2 separate regions of the Homo sapiens genome follow, and region 2 is linked to region 1. Evidence: read pairs that join two places in POLR2A ChIA-PET (ENCODE). Cell type or tissue: B cell. All regions are shown on one strand. Each heading gives the region's core, and the rest is flanking DNA. Links, peaks and the distances in the headings are about the cores only. Region 1 overlaps LPP (LIM domain containing preferred translocation partner in lipoma). Region 2 holds the start of LPP-AS1 (LPP antisense RNA 1).

The links. ChIA-PET counts read pairs that join two places held together with the same protein. Peaks named below come from ENCODE experiments on the same cell type or tissue, not always from the same donor. Only the 100,000 strongest peaks of a DNase experiment are listed, where the experiment ranks them.
Region 2: POLR2A ChIA-PET joins it to region 1 with 5 read pairs; 2 of 35 experiments call an interaction of 5 or more read pairs at or near these places.

The regions. Positions count from the first base shown.
Region 1 is chr3:188,306,196-188,314,544 of GRCh38, reverse strand. All of the region lies in intron 2 of LPP (LIM domain containing preferred translocation partner in lipoma), which reads right to left. Among named protein-coding and RNA genes, the nearest start is that of FLJ42393, 130 kb to the right of the region's middle. In B cell, for the core only: no CTCF peak of the experiment used is centred there; a DNase peak (open chromatin) is centred at 4,624; H3K4me3 peaks cover 936 bases; H3K27ac peaks cover 519 bases.
Region 2 is chr3:188,562,717-188,571,065 of GRCh38, reverse strand. The region is part of intron 6 of LPP (LIM domain containing preferred translocation partner in lipoma); the gene reads right to left. LPP-AS1 (LPP antisense RNA 1) reads left to right here and starts at 2,400. Exons shown (of 2, transcript NR_046623.1): 1 at 2,400-2,691. In B cell, for the core only: no CTCF peak of the experiment used is centred there; no DNase peak of the experiment used is centred there.

The DNA of each region.
Region 1 (8,349 bases), core at 290-8,289:
TAATGATCTCTAGGATCTAGCAACACTAAAAATATATAATACAGAAACAATGAACAAGTTGATAATTATTTTAGCAAGAATACTAACAAGATTTCATGTTTGAAAATTTTATTCATATATTACAGCAAATTTACAGGACAAAAGAGAAAAACATAAAATTTTTTTAGAATATATGATTACTTTCAAAGTTTCTTTAAAAAAAAAAGCTAGATAACCTTTTAACAACCAGTCTCAATTAAAACAACAACAATAACAACACTATCAAAATAAGTGTGGATACTTTTCAACACAATACATTTCTCAAATCGAAAGCCAATGTCACTAGTAACAGGGAACATTATGAGCATTCCCATTAAACTCAGACACAAAAGAAGGACATTTACTCAACCACAGTTATTTAATATTTACTATTCTAGAGGTATTAGTACAGTTAGAAGAAAGCTATAAGTGTTGTAAAAATTGGAAAGAAAGGATAAATTATTGGCAGATAATATACTTACTTAACTAGAAACTCAAAAAAAATTTATCTAAAATTATTCAAATAATGAGACAATTCAGTAAAGTGGCTGAGCAGAAAATCAATGTACTGAAATCCAGACCCCAAACACAGAGGCACACACACATATAATTAAATGAAATAGAAAATAATTACATTAACTAGAGCAAGTAGAAAATATCTACAAAATTAACTTATTAGAAACAGGCACGGTCTACATGAAGAAAAATCTCAGTGCTCCTGGGAACATCAAAGAAGGTTTCAACAAATGGAAAGGCATTAGTATTCCAAGAAAAAGAATCAACATTTTTACAATGTATAGCATGTAATGCTAACAAATAAACCCAGCAAACCTCATAAGTATATCAACAGAACTTTTTTACATTATTTTATTTTATTTTTTTTTTTTTTTGAGACGGAGTCTCACTCTGTCACCCAGGCTGGAGTGCAGTGGCGGGATCTTGGCTCACTGCAACCTCCACCTCCCAGTTCAAGCGATTCTCCTGCCTCAGCCTCCCGAGTAGCTGGGACTACAGGTGCCCGCCACCACACTTGGCTAATTTTTGTATTCTTAGTAGATAGGGTTTCACCATGTTGGCCAGGCTGGTCTTGAACTTCTGACCTCAAGTGATCTGCCCACCTCAGCCACCCGAAGTGCTGGGATTACAGGCGTGAGCCACCACGCCCAGCCAGAACTAGATAGGTTCATTATAAAGGTCAATGAAAAATAAACAGGCATTAAAAGCCAGAAATTTTCTGAAAAAGAGAAACTAATAGGAATGGGGAATCTTTGTCAGATAATAAAACATATTATAAAGCTACAATAATTGAAAGCATAATAATGACACATGAAGTGACAGATGAATAGAACAGAAAGTCTAAAAATAGATGCAAATTCTTTTTTTTTTCTTTTTTTTAATATTTTAAGTTCTGGGGTACATGTGCACAACGTGCAGATTTGTTACATATGTATACATGTGCCATGTTGGTTTGCTGCACCCATTAACTCGTCATTTACATTAGGTATATCTCCTAATGCTATCCCTCCCCCGTCCCCCAACCCCATGACAGGCCCCAGTGTGTGATGTTCCCTTTCCTGTGTCCAAGCATTCTCATTGTTCAATTCCCACCTGTGAGTAAGAACATGCGGTCTTTGGTTTTCTGTCCTTGCGATAGTTTGCTGAGAATGATGGTTTCCAGGTTCATCCATGTCCCTACAAAGGACATGAACTCATCCTTTATTATGGCTGCATAGTATTCCACGGTGTTCTTAAGTATTAAATACTTAAGTATTAAGAAATTTAATATACAATAAAGGTAGCTTTTCAAATCAGTGTGAAAGAGATGGACTCCTCAATAAACAGTGTTTAGAAATGCAGATCCAGAAAAATATCAAAATAAATCCTAACCTCACATTTTTTACCAAAATAAAATTTCAATGGTTCAAAGATTTGAGAAAGAGCAGAAGAAATAACTAGAAGAAAAATTGGAAATTTCTTTTTAAATATCACAAAGTGGGGAAGGCATTTCTAGGCATCACACAAAATCAAAGAAACATAAAATCAAAAAAGGATTAACTATATAAAACTTTTTATTTTAATCTGCAAGTTAAAAAAGAAATGCAAAATGGTAAAGCATTACAATTCCTGTCACAGACTACAAGTTAATTTTCTTAACTGTAATAAATCAATAAGCAAAAATTCAGCAATCCAATGGAAAAGGAAGTGAAGGACAGTTCAGAAAACGGAATTACAAATGGGTACGGCTCATTTCAAATGGTGTTTAGAGTCGCTAATAACAGAAATGCAAATGTGTATATAAATGGCATGTATATAAATGTATTTATATACACTGGAATATAAATACATATCTGTGTGTGTTTGTGTGTGTGTTTCTGTGTGTGTGTGTATACACATGCTTATTTATACCCAGTTTATTTCTAAAAGGATATATAAAGAACTTATACTTTCCTCTGGGTGGGAGAAGTAAAGAGATAAAATAAAGATGTACTTGTCATTGCATAGTTTTGAATTTTATACTATAGTTTAAACTATATTTTTGTGTTACTTATTCAAATTAATTTTTAGTTTCTTTAAAGAAATGTTGGAAAGGCCTGGTGCGGTGGCTCACACCTGTAATCCCAGCACTTTGGGAAGTCGAGGCAGGAGAATCATCTGAGCTCAGGAGTTCGAGACCAGCCTGGCCAATATGGTGAAACTCTGTCTCTACTAAAAATACAAAAATTAGCCGGGCATAGCAGCGGGTGCCTGTAATCCCAGCTACTCAGAAGGCTGAGGCAGGAGAATCGCTTGAATTCGGGACATGGAGGTTGCAGTGAGCCAACATCAGGCCACTGCACTCAAGCCTGGGTGACAGCAAGACAGAAAACAGAAAAAAAACAGAAAAAAAAAAGAAATGTTGGACAATAGCACATCAAAGAGAACGATGAATTCAGGGCAGGGAAGCCAGATAGATAGCCTGCAATGTTCCAACTCCGTAAGTTTATTTTATCTTACTTTTAGTTTAGTTTAGTTTAGTTTAGTTTAGTTTAGTTTAGTTTAGTTTAGTTTAGTTTAGAGATAGGGTCTCGCTCCATTATCCAAGCTGGAGTATAGCAGCACAATCATAGCTCACTGCAGCCTTGAACTCTCAAGCAATGTTCCTGCCTCAGCCTCCTGAGTAGCTAGGACTACAGGTGTACACCATCATGACCAACTAATTGTTTTATTTCATTTTTTTGTAGAAATGGGGTCTCACTATGTTGCCCAGTCTGGTCTCAAACTCCTGGCATCAAGAGATCCTCCCACTGCAGACTCCCATAGTGCCGGGATTTGACAGTAGACAGAGAGAGAGAGAGAGAGCATATAAAATAATTAGAAAATAAGAATAACTAAAAAAAAAAAATTGGGGCCACTGCACCCGGCCTCAATTCTGCAACTTAATACGGCATATCAGAATAACTATGAGAAAGATATCAGGATCTGAAGACTAATACAGCTGCTTAATATCTTCGACTTTTTGGAAGTTCTTCATCCTTTCAGCACCTCAGTTTCCACAGCTGTGAAACAGAAAGCTAAAACTTACACTTCAACAGGTCTCTGTGAAAATTAAATAAGATAACTTATAATAAAGCACTTAGCCCAAGTTCTGGCAAGGAACATATATTCAATCAATGTTGGCTCTCTTTACTATAAGGATTCTTTTAAAAAATAATAATAGCAATAATAATAATGCTCTGCTCAACCACACACATTCCACCCAACATCTACCCCCACCACTCTGGCCTCAGCTACCCTTCCTATTGCCATTGACACCCTAACTGCCCAAGAAGCAAGGATTGAATAAACTCAAATTCTAAATGCCAGTCCAGAAAATGAATTTTAAAAAAATCTATTTCAACTCACATATTTCACAGTGGAGGCCATCTATAATTAGGTGGTGGCCAAAGTGATGAAAACTCAAATCTATTGACCCCCTTTTCATAGACTCTTCAACACAATTATTTCAATGTGTAGGCAAAGATTGAGCAACTCTCCCTCAACAATTATTTCATGTGTCAGCAAAGAATGAGCATTTCTCCCTCAATTCCACTGGCTAGCTATTTTTTAAGTTCACTTTGCTTTCTTGCCTTCTCACTCCCAAGCACCTATAGCGCACTCATCAACCGGGCATCCTTGGCCTGTCTCTCCTTGTGAACATGGATCACCACAGAATACACACAGTCACCTGCCTCATATCACTGCAGACATTAGAAGACAAAGTTATCTTTCTTGTAATATCCCAAAAGGCCAACTTCGTCAGTCTTCCAGAAGAAGAAAAAAAAAAAAAAAAGAAAGACAACTTTAACAAAAACTCACTCTATCCTGATAGAAACAAATAAAGAACCCCTTTCTCTAGAACACAATGACTTAAAGAGATCTTAAAGCTGATGCATCCTCACAGCACTGGGTTTTGTTGGCAGTCATGGTGGTGGTGGTGAGGTTTTGGGTGTTTGTTTGTTTTGTTTAATTTATCTTTCTGTTTTTGGCCTGTGTGAAAGATTCTGTTATGGGTATTATCAATTCTCATTTAAAGAAATAAGGACAATGGTATTAATAATGAAACAAAAGTACTCCTTTTTACTCTCTGTGGTCTGCAAGAAGTTTCACATTTCACTCAGATCAGAACTCCATGTTTTACTGATGTGAAAGTATGTGGTTTTTGCGATAGCCAAGTTCTTCTAATATTCAACTTTGTTGTTTCTTACTTTCAACTTACAGTAAATGAATCCCGATTTTTCCCCTTTGTCAAAATCAGCCCATTTTCAAAACAAGCAAGCCACCTCACTCATGACACTTTTCATGAATATTATACAGGCATAAGGCTATTTAAACCTATTTTATCGAATTATACAATCTCAACTATGAAGGAGATTGCTCAATTTTTGTCTGTGGATGCCACAGGACACAACTAATTCTGGAGAAGCACAGAAGAAAGGCAAGTCCTACCTCTGCTTATCTCGCCTCTCCCCTAAGGACCTCTCAACCTTTGTTTTGGGCAACGTTTAAACAGAGAAATCAGGGATCATCAATCAGTCCCCAACCAGAGAAGAACAATTACTGTCATCATGCCCATAGCCATCATCTTTAACCTTAGCTTCAGGTGCGCTCAATCTAACTCCAGAGCCTGCAAAGTAGGTAATGCAAAAATTACTCTCCTCCACTGTATATTAGAAGAAACGCAGGCTCCGGACAGGTGCGGTGGCTCATGACTGTAATCCCAGCACTTTGGGAGGGCAAGGCAGGTGGATCACCTGAGGTCAGGAGTTCAAGACCAGCCTGGCCAATATGGTGAAACCCCATCTCTGCTAAAAATACAAAAATTAGCTGAGCATGGTCATGCACGTCTATAATCCCAGATACTGAGGAGGCTAAGGCAGGAGAATCGCTTGAACCTGGGAGGCAGAGGATGCAGGAGCAGGGATTGCACCACTACACTCCAGCCTGGGCAACAGAGTGAGACTCCATATCAAAAAAAAAAAAAAAAAGAAGAAGAAGAAAAAGAAGAAGGAGAAGGAGAGGAGGGAGGAGGAGAAGGAGAAAGGAGAAGGGAGAAGGGAGAAGGAGGAGGAGGAGGAGAGAAGAAGAAGAAGACGAAGAAGAAGGAGAAGGAGTAGGAGAAGGAGAACGAGAACGAGAACAAGAACAAGAACAAGAAGAACAAGAAGAAACAACAACTCAGGCTCAGAAAGAACAAATGATTTGCCCTGGAGCCCCCAGCAATAAGTGGGAAGATCAAGTCCTTGACCGAAGTTTTATCGTTCTGAAACAAGGCTCTATCTACTCTCTACTCCGCATAAGGGGAGCACCCTGGATTTTGTTTGTTTCTCTCAACACTTTGTGCAGCACTGGCTCTTAGTTGCTTCATCGTGACACAATGACTCCACCAGCAAGGCTGACAACCAGCGCATACTTGATGGCACCACTGTTTACACTGGAGTTGGTTTCGATTGTTCGGTGCCTGGGCCATAGCAGTTGTTAAATATTTTCACTATCACTATGATCCATCAATTTTCAGATGGGTCACAAGCAATTTATTATCAGTAACTGTTTAAATCCTAACGTTCCAAATGATTTGTTTTTGTTTAAAAACTAGCACTCTTTCAAGGTTATCCCTATGATATTGTCACTCACATTCCCATTTACTTGCTTAAGTGGGGCATCTAGAAGCAGAGTTATAGACAGTTTTTCATTTATTCCACTTCACCACAGCTTGCCTTCTCTGTGATATAGGCATATCACAGCCCATAGTGTGCTGCGATATTAACACTATTCATCATAAGAATCTTGGATAAATAAAACCGAGAAACTGCTTCTGTAAATGTTGGGGGCAGAATGACCAACAATTTGGCTTTCCTAGAAAGAGAAGAGAATATCTGAATTCCCTGTAAACTGGTAAATCCTCTACCATCAGTCCTGAATTCTGAGGGGGCCTGATATTTAAGCAACAAAACTTAGAAGGTTCCACCTGTTATTCCTAGCTCTGTCACTAAAAATCGTGTCCAAACAGAGGTAATACGAATGTGTTACCCGTTCCCGAAATTACACACACGCACAGACACACACACACACTTACACCCCAGAGCACAGAATGGATCCAGTGTAGTAGTGCAGGTGACCAAAAATGCCCCACAGTCCATTCAATACGTATAGAAACAATTTATCCTAACAATGTCTAAGAGATAATCAGCTGTATTCCCTGTGTTAATAAAGTCATATTGAACATCCCAGTTATGAGCTTATCTCATAGGACTAAGAATGTATTATCTATCTCCCTCACTAGAGTGTAAGCTCCCTGTGATGAAGAACCAGTTATTCATTCAAGTAAATACTTACTGAGCATCTATTATGTGCCAGGCACTGACCTAGGTGGGGATACAACAAACAACTTAAAAAGACTAAATCCTGGCGCTCACGGAGCTTACATCCCAGTGTGGTAAAAGTAGAAAATTCATAAACAGGTAAAGATGCACATAATTTTCAGAGAACAATAAATACTCAAAAATAAAATAGAGTACAGGAGATAGGTAGTGCCAGATGTGGAGGCACAAATTTTATCTATCTTACAGCTATTTCTAATCATTGATTTGAGGCTTTCGAAAAAACAGCCACGTCTGAGTCCCACCCACAGATATTCTGATTTAATGAGCTTGGGGGTGGACTTTGGACAACACTGTTTTTAAGGGCACGCCAATCATTCTAACATACCACCAGGACTGAGATCCACTGGTATGTATGATTTTAAAAGAGAACAGGCTTTGGTTTCAAAGCTACCTGTCACATTTCATCTGTGTGACCTCAGGAAAGATACTTCATTTCCTTGAGCCTCAATGCTCACGTCTGTAAAATGGGATAATAATAGTAATAGACACCTCTTTGGGTTATTGTGAGAATTGAATGATATATGCAAAGTATAGCAAAGTTTCTAGCACATGCAAAGGACTCAGTAAGTTTTGCCATCATTTACTGTTATCTCTACCAGTTAAAAATATGCACAGAAGATGCAAATTGAGGGCTGCAGGCCAAATCTGGTCCTTAGACGGGTTCTGTTTGCCATTTGCAGTGTGGACTTACAACGTGCTTTGTTGTTGTTTTGAGCCAAAGTTGATGCTACTGAGTAAGATTGTAAGTTGCATTTTTCTTCTTCCATGAGGAAGTATCTCTCATAGTGCTTTAAAAATACTTGAATGAGCTGCCAACATTTTAAAAACCAAAGAGTTTACATAAAAATCTGGCAATGATGCATCTCCACGTGGCAATAATTAGCTAGCGCCAAGCGGCTGTCACCCCTTTCAGAGAGGATGCCCTCTTGAGCACCTCCCATTCCCCACCACGCACTGCATCTCTCTCCCCAAACACATGCCCAGAGCATGGCATTTCAACAACACACTAGCACTGTTACTTTCCTTACGGTAAAGAGGAAAACAAAATATTTCCTGCACCCACGACTCTAAAGTGGGAAGAGGTTAAGCTAGATAAAGGGCTTTGTGTTTCAAGAAAATGTGCCTGACTCTGTAGGCATATGGCCTAACATATCCTGGACACTGAAATAGGAGCTTTGCAAACATTAGCTCCATTCATCCCACAATTCTGTGAGGTACTTTCCATGATCACAATTTTCAGGCCAGGCACGGTGGCTCACACCTGTAATCCCAACACTTTGGGAGGGCATGGTGGGTGGATCATTTGAGGTCAGGAGTTCAAGCCCAGCCTGACCAACATGGTGAAACCCCGTCTCTACTAAAAATACAAAAAAAAAAAAATTAGCTGGACATGGTGGTGCACACCTGCAATCCCAGCTACTTGGGAGGCTGA
Region 2 (8,349 bases), core at 127-8,126, 260 kb before region 1:
TTTAAGGACAGTTAGCACAACTGAACAATTACTTGGGAGGTACAATACAAAGCTTTGAGCGTAGCTCTTTATACACTTATCAAATGAGTATAATTTGCTATAATTCTTCCTCCTGATTATATACAGTAGCTATTTCATTCTCTAAATAATATCTTATACTTTTTTTTAGAAGTTGGTTAAATTGCTTAGGAGGAGAATATTAGGCTCAGTTTCTTTGAAGGGTAATATAGTGGGAGTGACTGTATAATTATCTCTAGCGGGCTTTCACCCACCATACAATGTCGTCTACTAGATCTATTGCTTTCCTGTTGAGAACTCCAGTTAATCCTACTAGCTAGCACACAGGAGAATGAGGCAGGCAAATTTTATTTTTAACTAAGGACTGAGAGCATAAGAGAAGGAAATACTAAGATTGATTAAATCTGGTGCATTTGCAATTTTTATTTTAAGCCATTTCAGATATATGTGCTACCCAATAGGTACACTAATTGAGACATTACAGTCCTTTGTGTAGCGTGTCCTATCTGGTACTCTCTGCCTGAGACCAATTGTCCTTTAAGCCACTCCACAGCTGGGCTATTTTATGCCTTGCAATTACTACTCTATTCTGGATGGGGAGTTTTATTTTATTTTAAATTGATGTGGATTTTATTCTCAAAATGCCAAGCATTCCAAATGCTTCATACATACTAAGTTTTTAAAAACAATTCAATGACTTCCAGGAGAGAGAAGTTTAACATAAGCCATTCACCAAAAACATCAGGATTTCTACAATAATTTCTTTCTCCAATATTGCTTAATAGTTTGTCTATGTGCCTTACCTGCAAGACAGAACTCCAGGGTAGGGTCTCAGGCAGTCTTACTCATATGCCTTTGACCAATGACTGCCACAAGGCCTGTCACTTTTACCCTTCTCTGCATCAAATTATGAATAGAGTACACTAATTGCATGCAGAAGTTAGAAATGATATGGTCAAACAATGTTATTCTCCTGAATTAGTGATTAAGGCTATCAGATTGTGACTACTCAAAAAAAAAAAAAGCCATTAAACTGAAGTTGCCATTCATACAAACTGACTACCACTAAAGTAGATTTGAGGTTATCTAGGGTTAGAGTGAGAATGGGAAGCAAATGAGCATGGACTTTTTAAATGTTCTAAAATTAAATTGAGGTAATGATTGCATGACTCTGTAAATAAATTACAAATCACTGAATTGTAAAAAAGCAAAATAAAAACTTTTTGCCAAATATCCCTCTTCACTAACACAGGGACTGTTAGTATTTTCAGTTGTGCCTTTAGTGGCCAATTCATACATTTAGGCTTTGGAGCCAGATGGCCGAGGCTGAAACATGACCTCTGCCACTTAGTGCCTCGATGAGTTACATACAACCTTCTGGGCCACAATTTCCTCTGCTGAAAAATGGGAGAAATGACAGGCTACATCATTGGATTACTAAGAAAAATAAGTGAATTGATTTGTGGAAGTGATACAGTAACTTCTCAATAAATGTTTAGTTACCAATCCATATCTTTTATTTAATTATAATTTTTAATATCAGAAATAATTGGCTATTGCTGCAAAGGGTTAATCTGATGGGGAATTCTACATAAAATTCTTTGTAGATAAGCACTATCCTACACAATACAGATGACATACTTCTAATTTTCATTCACAATCCAGGGCCCCTCCAATTCAAGTATATTCAGATTATCTTTCTAAAGCATGCTTCTCATTTTTTCCTCAAACTTTCAATGCTCCTGTCTTCCCCCCAGACTCCTGTCCCTAGTGCCTGCAACTGCCTACAAGGACAAGGTACAGAACATATAAAGTCATTGCATTGCACCGAATCCAATTGTAAGCGGCTCTCCGAACCCTCACCAATTTATTATTATTATTATTATTATTTGGCTGTTTTCTTTCTCTGTGCCACTTACTCCATTTTCCAGATACTTCAAATTCCTCACTCAGCCAAAAACACCATTCTTTCACGCAAATCTTCCTTTCACAATTGCAATTTCTTCTGCCTAGACTGTGGTCAGCCTTGAAAAACTCCTGTACATCCTTTGTGACCCAACTCGAATGTCACATCCTCTAGCTGACCTCAATCTTCATTGTGACCTCATAATAAGACATATACACCCCTACTGAAGCGTAAGTTCCCCCTCTCCACCCTTCAGGCCCTGCAGCCACTGTCTGCCCACACAGTCCCAAATGTTATCACAATACTAAGCTATTGTGCATTATATGTGATTCACCTCAGAGCCACAGCATATTTTCTTTTCTCTTCCAGAAAAACTTCTTCCTCTCTACTTTCCCCAAGCCACTCACCTCGCAAACTCCTACAAGTTTGTCAGACCTCAGTTTAGTTCAGATCGGATGCATTCAGGGTGTTATGGCAGGAGACAGACATGATCATAGGAAACTTCCTCAGATCTTCCAAGACTAGGTTTGCTTTGTCCCTGAATATGCTTCCAGAGTACCCTCTGCTGACCCTGAGTACTGGTCTATAGCACCAAATGGAAGACTGTCTGTCGATACACATTTTGTGACAGGCTCAGTTTTGTATAACTATTGTCAATCTCCATAACCCTAGCACATAGGAAGTCTCTGGCACATATCAGATGCTCAATATCGGTTGAGTGAATGTATTAATCATCTCCTTTAAAACCAGAGTCAGTGGATTGAAGGGTAAGTATATTATATCTCAAAAAGCTATTATTTAAAAATAAATCTGAATTACCAGTCTATCTTTCTCATTGTAGTTTTACCTCTCAGTTGCTGGACAGAGGTCTTACATGCTTGCATCCCTATCGTGGAGCCTGAAACCTACAAGTTGCTCAATAATGTTTACTGAAATTTCATAAAAATAAAATATTATGCCAGATTCTCAGCCACTGAACTACTTTCTACAAATGACCAATTTATATGAAGCTCCTCAGTAGGTAAATTGATAGTGATATCACAAATCAAGCAGCTGGAAGATTCACTGCTTTCAACATTCACATTTCACAACTAACAATTGGGTCCAGTAAGTGAATTACCCGAGATCGTGCAAATAGGATCACAAAGAATGCCTTCTCCCTAATCAATATCATTAGTGGTATCTAACTTAGAAAGACTGTTGTAATCACAGTAGTCAGATTTAGTGTTATGAGTATGGACTCTGCCAGCAACAAATCACCAAATACAGGTGATGAAAGCTATAGCTAGAAATAAATAGATCACTAGTGGGTTTTTGAAAACATGATCAGATTAAACAGGTGTTGATATGCATGAGAAGAGGAATAAACTCTTGGTTTGATGTAAGTCATTATTTGGCAGTTGTGTAATATCTGATAATCCTTCTAGGCTCTATTTACTCAAAGACCAGGAACTATAAGTATATCTGCTTCATAGGACAGAAGCCAGTGAAATTGGAGACAAATATTTTACATACCACAAATATGGTATTCAGGCAATGATGATAACAGCATCATTCTATAAGACCAACTGTATGACAGGCTTTGTTTTAAGCACTTTAGACACACTTTACACACGGCTTTGACTATAAACTGCATCTTTTTTTTTCCCTACTAACCTACTAACAAAGAACCAACAGGTGTCACTTAATATGTGTTACAATGGTTTCTTACCACATCAATCATAGGATGTGTTTCAATTTTCAAGAAATTAAACTGTGAGAAAGATATTTTATAGGATACAAGTAATAGAGTATAATACATTTAATAGTCCTAACAATCCTATGAGATGGGTCCTATTATCATCCCCATTTTAATGATGTGGAAGTTGAGGCGCAGAGAGGTTAAGGAACTTGTTCAAGGTTACATAAAAGCTTTAATGACGAGAAAAGTTTAACAGAGACTCAAAAAGTTTTACAGCGTCATCTCTCAGAAGCCCATAAAATGCTAAGAATTAGGTTTGTTTCTCTAAATCATACAATTGAACCAGTAAACTTTCCTCACTGAAGGGTATGGTGTCCTGAGATCTAAGAATTCTCATGGCAAAGTATTATGAAAATAAAAGTAGAAAGATAGCAATTTTAAACTCTTCAAGTTTTTATAATTTGCATCCTCTTTGCATTTATATAGCTCAGTTTGTATCAGACCAATTTGCACTCATTTGGATTTTGCTTTTAAGTTTTCTAAATCCTTTCATTTATCTGTTTTCTGTATGCATAAAGATACTGTAACTATTCTGGAAATGATAGTGTATTTGTTTTTCGATCTCCTTACTCCCCTTCTCCACCCTCCAAGCCTTGCTCTGAGCTTAGTGGGCATTAAATAAGTGTTGCTGACTAATTAAAGGCAAATTGGAGATCCAATTTGGCATCATATCCCAAAGCATGATATTAAAAAACACACAACTCAAGCATAGATTGTTAGCTTCTCGTATATGATTAGTGGTATTCTTGGTATAATTTACATAGTGAGAGAACATGGCTTTTTGAACTAAGCAGAAACATCCAAGGATTTGGTATGAATGTTGGAGGGAGAGTTGGGAGGAGGATCAAAGGAACACATTAAGAGATGAGACTGTGATTTGACTATGACTTGATCATCGAATAGAGTCCTTAGGCTGATCACAGTTAAGATACATATTTTTAAATCTGAGTTATTTGGTGAGGTAATGAGAGCTAACTAATAAAGCTAACATGAAATATGATACAGAAAATATGACACAGTTCCCATCAATGTTCATTTTCAAAACAATATTATTTTATGTATAAAATCATCTCTAAGCACAGAAAGGTTGTTTGCTGACTCTTGCTCCCACATATGAAAGTCAAGATATGATATTCCAGATCACCTGTGAAATTCTAACATGGTTATTAGGAACAGCAATCAAAGTGTAAGCACTTTTCCATCGTCTTGTAATCGTGCAAGGGAAGATTGAAAAGAAACACAACTGTATAATTTTCAAATTTTTCCTCATCAAAGACACTGGTTAATTGGGAAGTTATTGAGAATATAAAGTTAAATCTTGTTAATCCTTTTCCTATCATATGAAAATTCCTATTAACCACACGATGAAACCTTCTTTTCTCACACGCAGGTTAAACTAAAAGCTATTCCAAAATCCCTCACCTCTAAGCCCTAAGTGACACTGTGCAATCTCCTACCCACACCTCTCTTTACGGTAAATAGAGAAGAGGTGCACATTCTGGCAAACACATTAGTCCTCATCTACCAAAGTGAAAATCTGTGAGCTAAGAAACTTCTATACATTGTCCAGTAGTACATGTTTATAAAAATAACCTTGAAGCTTAGTCAAAGTCTCTCTGAAGTTATCAAATATTGAATGTTTTTCATTATTTTAATATCAAATATGTCTTCATTCTATTTGGTACTTTAAGTTTCTTTGCCATAATAAGATATAATATACATCAGACAAACATATTTAGGAAAAAACAAAAACCCCGTTCAGTTTTAAAACTGCCAAAAATGTTAGCTTTGAATGGGCAAAAATAGAATAAAGCTTCTTGAAAGTTATCAAAGTCTAATAGTATCTCACGATTGCTTTCTAATGGGCTCATTACTATGTTAGTTTTGCTTATCAGAAGTTTAAATTACAGGTTTACAGATAAACCGTTTTAAAACCAGAATGAAAACTAAATACTAGTGGAACATTGGTCTACAGACCAAAGCAAGAGGCAGTCAGAAAGTGAGAGGAGCGGATCTCTAAGGTCCACAACTTGTTTACTTGCAAACATCTGGGGTGAAGTCCCAGCCTCAGATATTTGGTTTGCCTTGACTTTATAAATTTCTCTCTGTGATAGAGAAGTACATACAATGTTGTCTCTACCACACCAACCACTCTGTTTAAGCAAAACCCTCAAAAAGTTGCTTGTTTTAATAACTACATTGCCACAGTTTTGTAACAGGTAATTCTGCACTCTGGCCACAGCTAGTTGGATCAGACATTGAACCCAAACCAGACTAGATACCCAGGAGCTGTGTTGGAGGAAGAATTCCTCCTCCATGTGTACTGGAGAAGAACCAGCTAAAATAATGGTCCTGTTGGTTCAGGCTTTTCAGTGTAAGGATACAGAAAAAGAAAAGCTGGGAGCAGAGATGGAATGGAGCAAAAGCCAGAGACACACGGCGTAGGATGAGGAGGCCATGAGGCAGGAGGACATCATATAACGAACATCCTAGTGTTCAGAAGAAGACTAAACAGAATCACTAACAGGAGCTGCCACAGAAAACAGAAGGAAAATTGAAGAAAGCTAAGTCCTTGTCCAACAAAGACCCACCGGACAAGGAAACACTGGATGTTTATTTCTGAGGAATGACAAAATCAGCTGCTGTTGTGTCCTCAATGATATTCCAAGTCTCCATGAGGCTTGGTTGTCTAGTTGCTGACATGGGTTTTTGGACTTCCTTCCTTCTCCCTGTATATTACCATAAATTCCCATCATCTAAAGTCATCTGAGGTAACTTTAAGCACATCTTGGTTCCTGCAACCTGAAAGGACCTAACTAAAACAGACCCAAGAAACGATTTCTTTATTTTAAAAGAACTTAGACACACATAATTCTGGCTCATCCTGGTATATTATGGTTTTAAAAAATGACTAAATCTATTAACAGAAGGAAAATAAATAAATAAAAGAGAAGGATAGGGGAGAGAGTTTATTTTGTGTCTCTCTGCTTATAAAGCACAACAACACATTATCTGTGATTTGGGAATTATCCGTGAGGATGCTCCTCTGCGATCTGTAATATCATAAAAGCTAGGCAGATTAGCTCTATTCTCTTACATACCTACATTTTCAGATATTATCCCCTACTAATTACCCTCAGTAGGACCAGCTGCGAATGGTGGAAAGAAGGAGTATGGCATGGAAGGTGGACCTGACTCTGGACCTTCCTATCATAGAATCAGTATAGAGAATTCAATTATATTTTTTAAAGTCTGATTATGCAAAACACTTGTTTCTTAACAAAAAATAAGCTAAAGGTATTTTTTAGTGCATTGCTACATTTGCATTTTTAAATTATGGTAGTTATTTTTATTGCGTTAAGTACCTTATTCTATCTCAGCGAAGAGTCGTGGCTGTTTTAAGTAAACAAGACTGTTACAAGAATACCCTACTCTTCTTCCATGGTGAGTGCCTGTATTCAAACCACAGTGCCATGGAAAATAACTTCCCCAACATTTACTCTCTTGGCCACAAGTGTCTGTTTAGAGAAGTGTCTGGCTTGGTCTGAACAACACATCCCCAAGCAACTAAGTGGAAACCCAGGTCGATAACATGAGCTAAGATGAGGATTCTAACATTTGCGATGATGGCCCACACTGAATTTTGATAATCTCAAAAAAACAAAAAAAAAACAAAAAAAAACACAAGCAATTCCAATTCTGGATTCACATGTACACAAAGATACATATGCAAGGAAGCTCATCTTAACATTGTTTGTAATAAAGAAAAGCTGAAGCTCTCCACTATAAAAGAGACTCAGTGATGAACCCTTACACTATGGAGCACTATACAGAATTAAAAATAGTATGGCAAATCCTTTTTACTGACATGAAAAGATCCAGAGGAAAAGAACTGAAAAAAATAGATAATATACCACACACACACACACACACACACACATATATATGTAAATGTATACATAAATGTATAGATACATGCTTGGAAAGATGCACAACAAAAAGACAATGGTGATTACTCTTTGGAAAAAGAGTTGGGGTTGGCAGGGGAGAAAATGAATGGGTACTGAGGGAGGGCTGTTATGTTCAACTTCATATACTTCTCACTGCTGAAATCCGTTGTGATAATTTATTTGTATATTGCCAGCATATATATGCTTCAGTAAAGTTAAGGAACAGGCTGGTTCCACAACGTGGTCCAATGTACTGCACACATGTTTGGTTGGTGAGCCAGCACAGAGAATTAGAGGAACTATTCCATTCAAAATCAACAGGACCAAGAGTGAGGCTCAGTTCTACCATTTTAGAAGTAGTATTTAGCGTAACTCACTCAACCGTGTGTGTAATAGTGGGATGATGATTTCTGGCCAGGCAACCTCCTAGACTTGATGTGATAATGAACATAAAGCCACTCGACAAACTGCTAGGCACTCCACAAATCTCAAGTACTACTATTATTACCGTTTATATTATTTGACTTCCCAAATTTCCCTGGAGAGATATGGCTAAGTGTGTAATAACAAATCATTTGTTTTCAACTTCTCCCTTTGAACAACATTGTTTTATCCTATTTCCTTTCACTAAGGTCTGAAACTAAACATCAAACGAGGCCGTAGGATTTTATTTTATCTGTCACATACTGCTGTCATTAAACACACTTAAAATGAGTGGGTTCAGTTCAAATAAA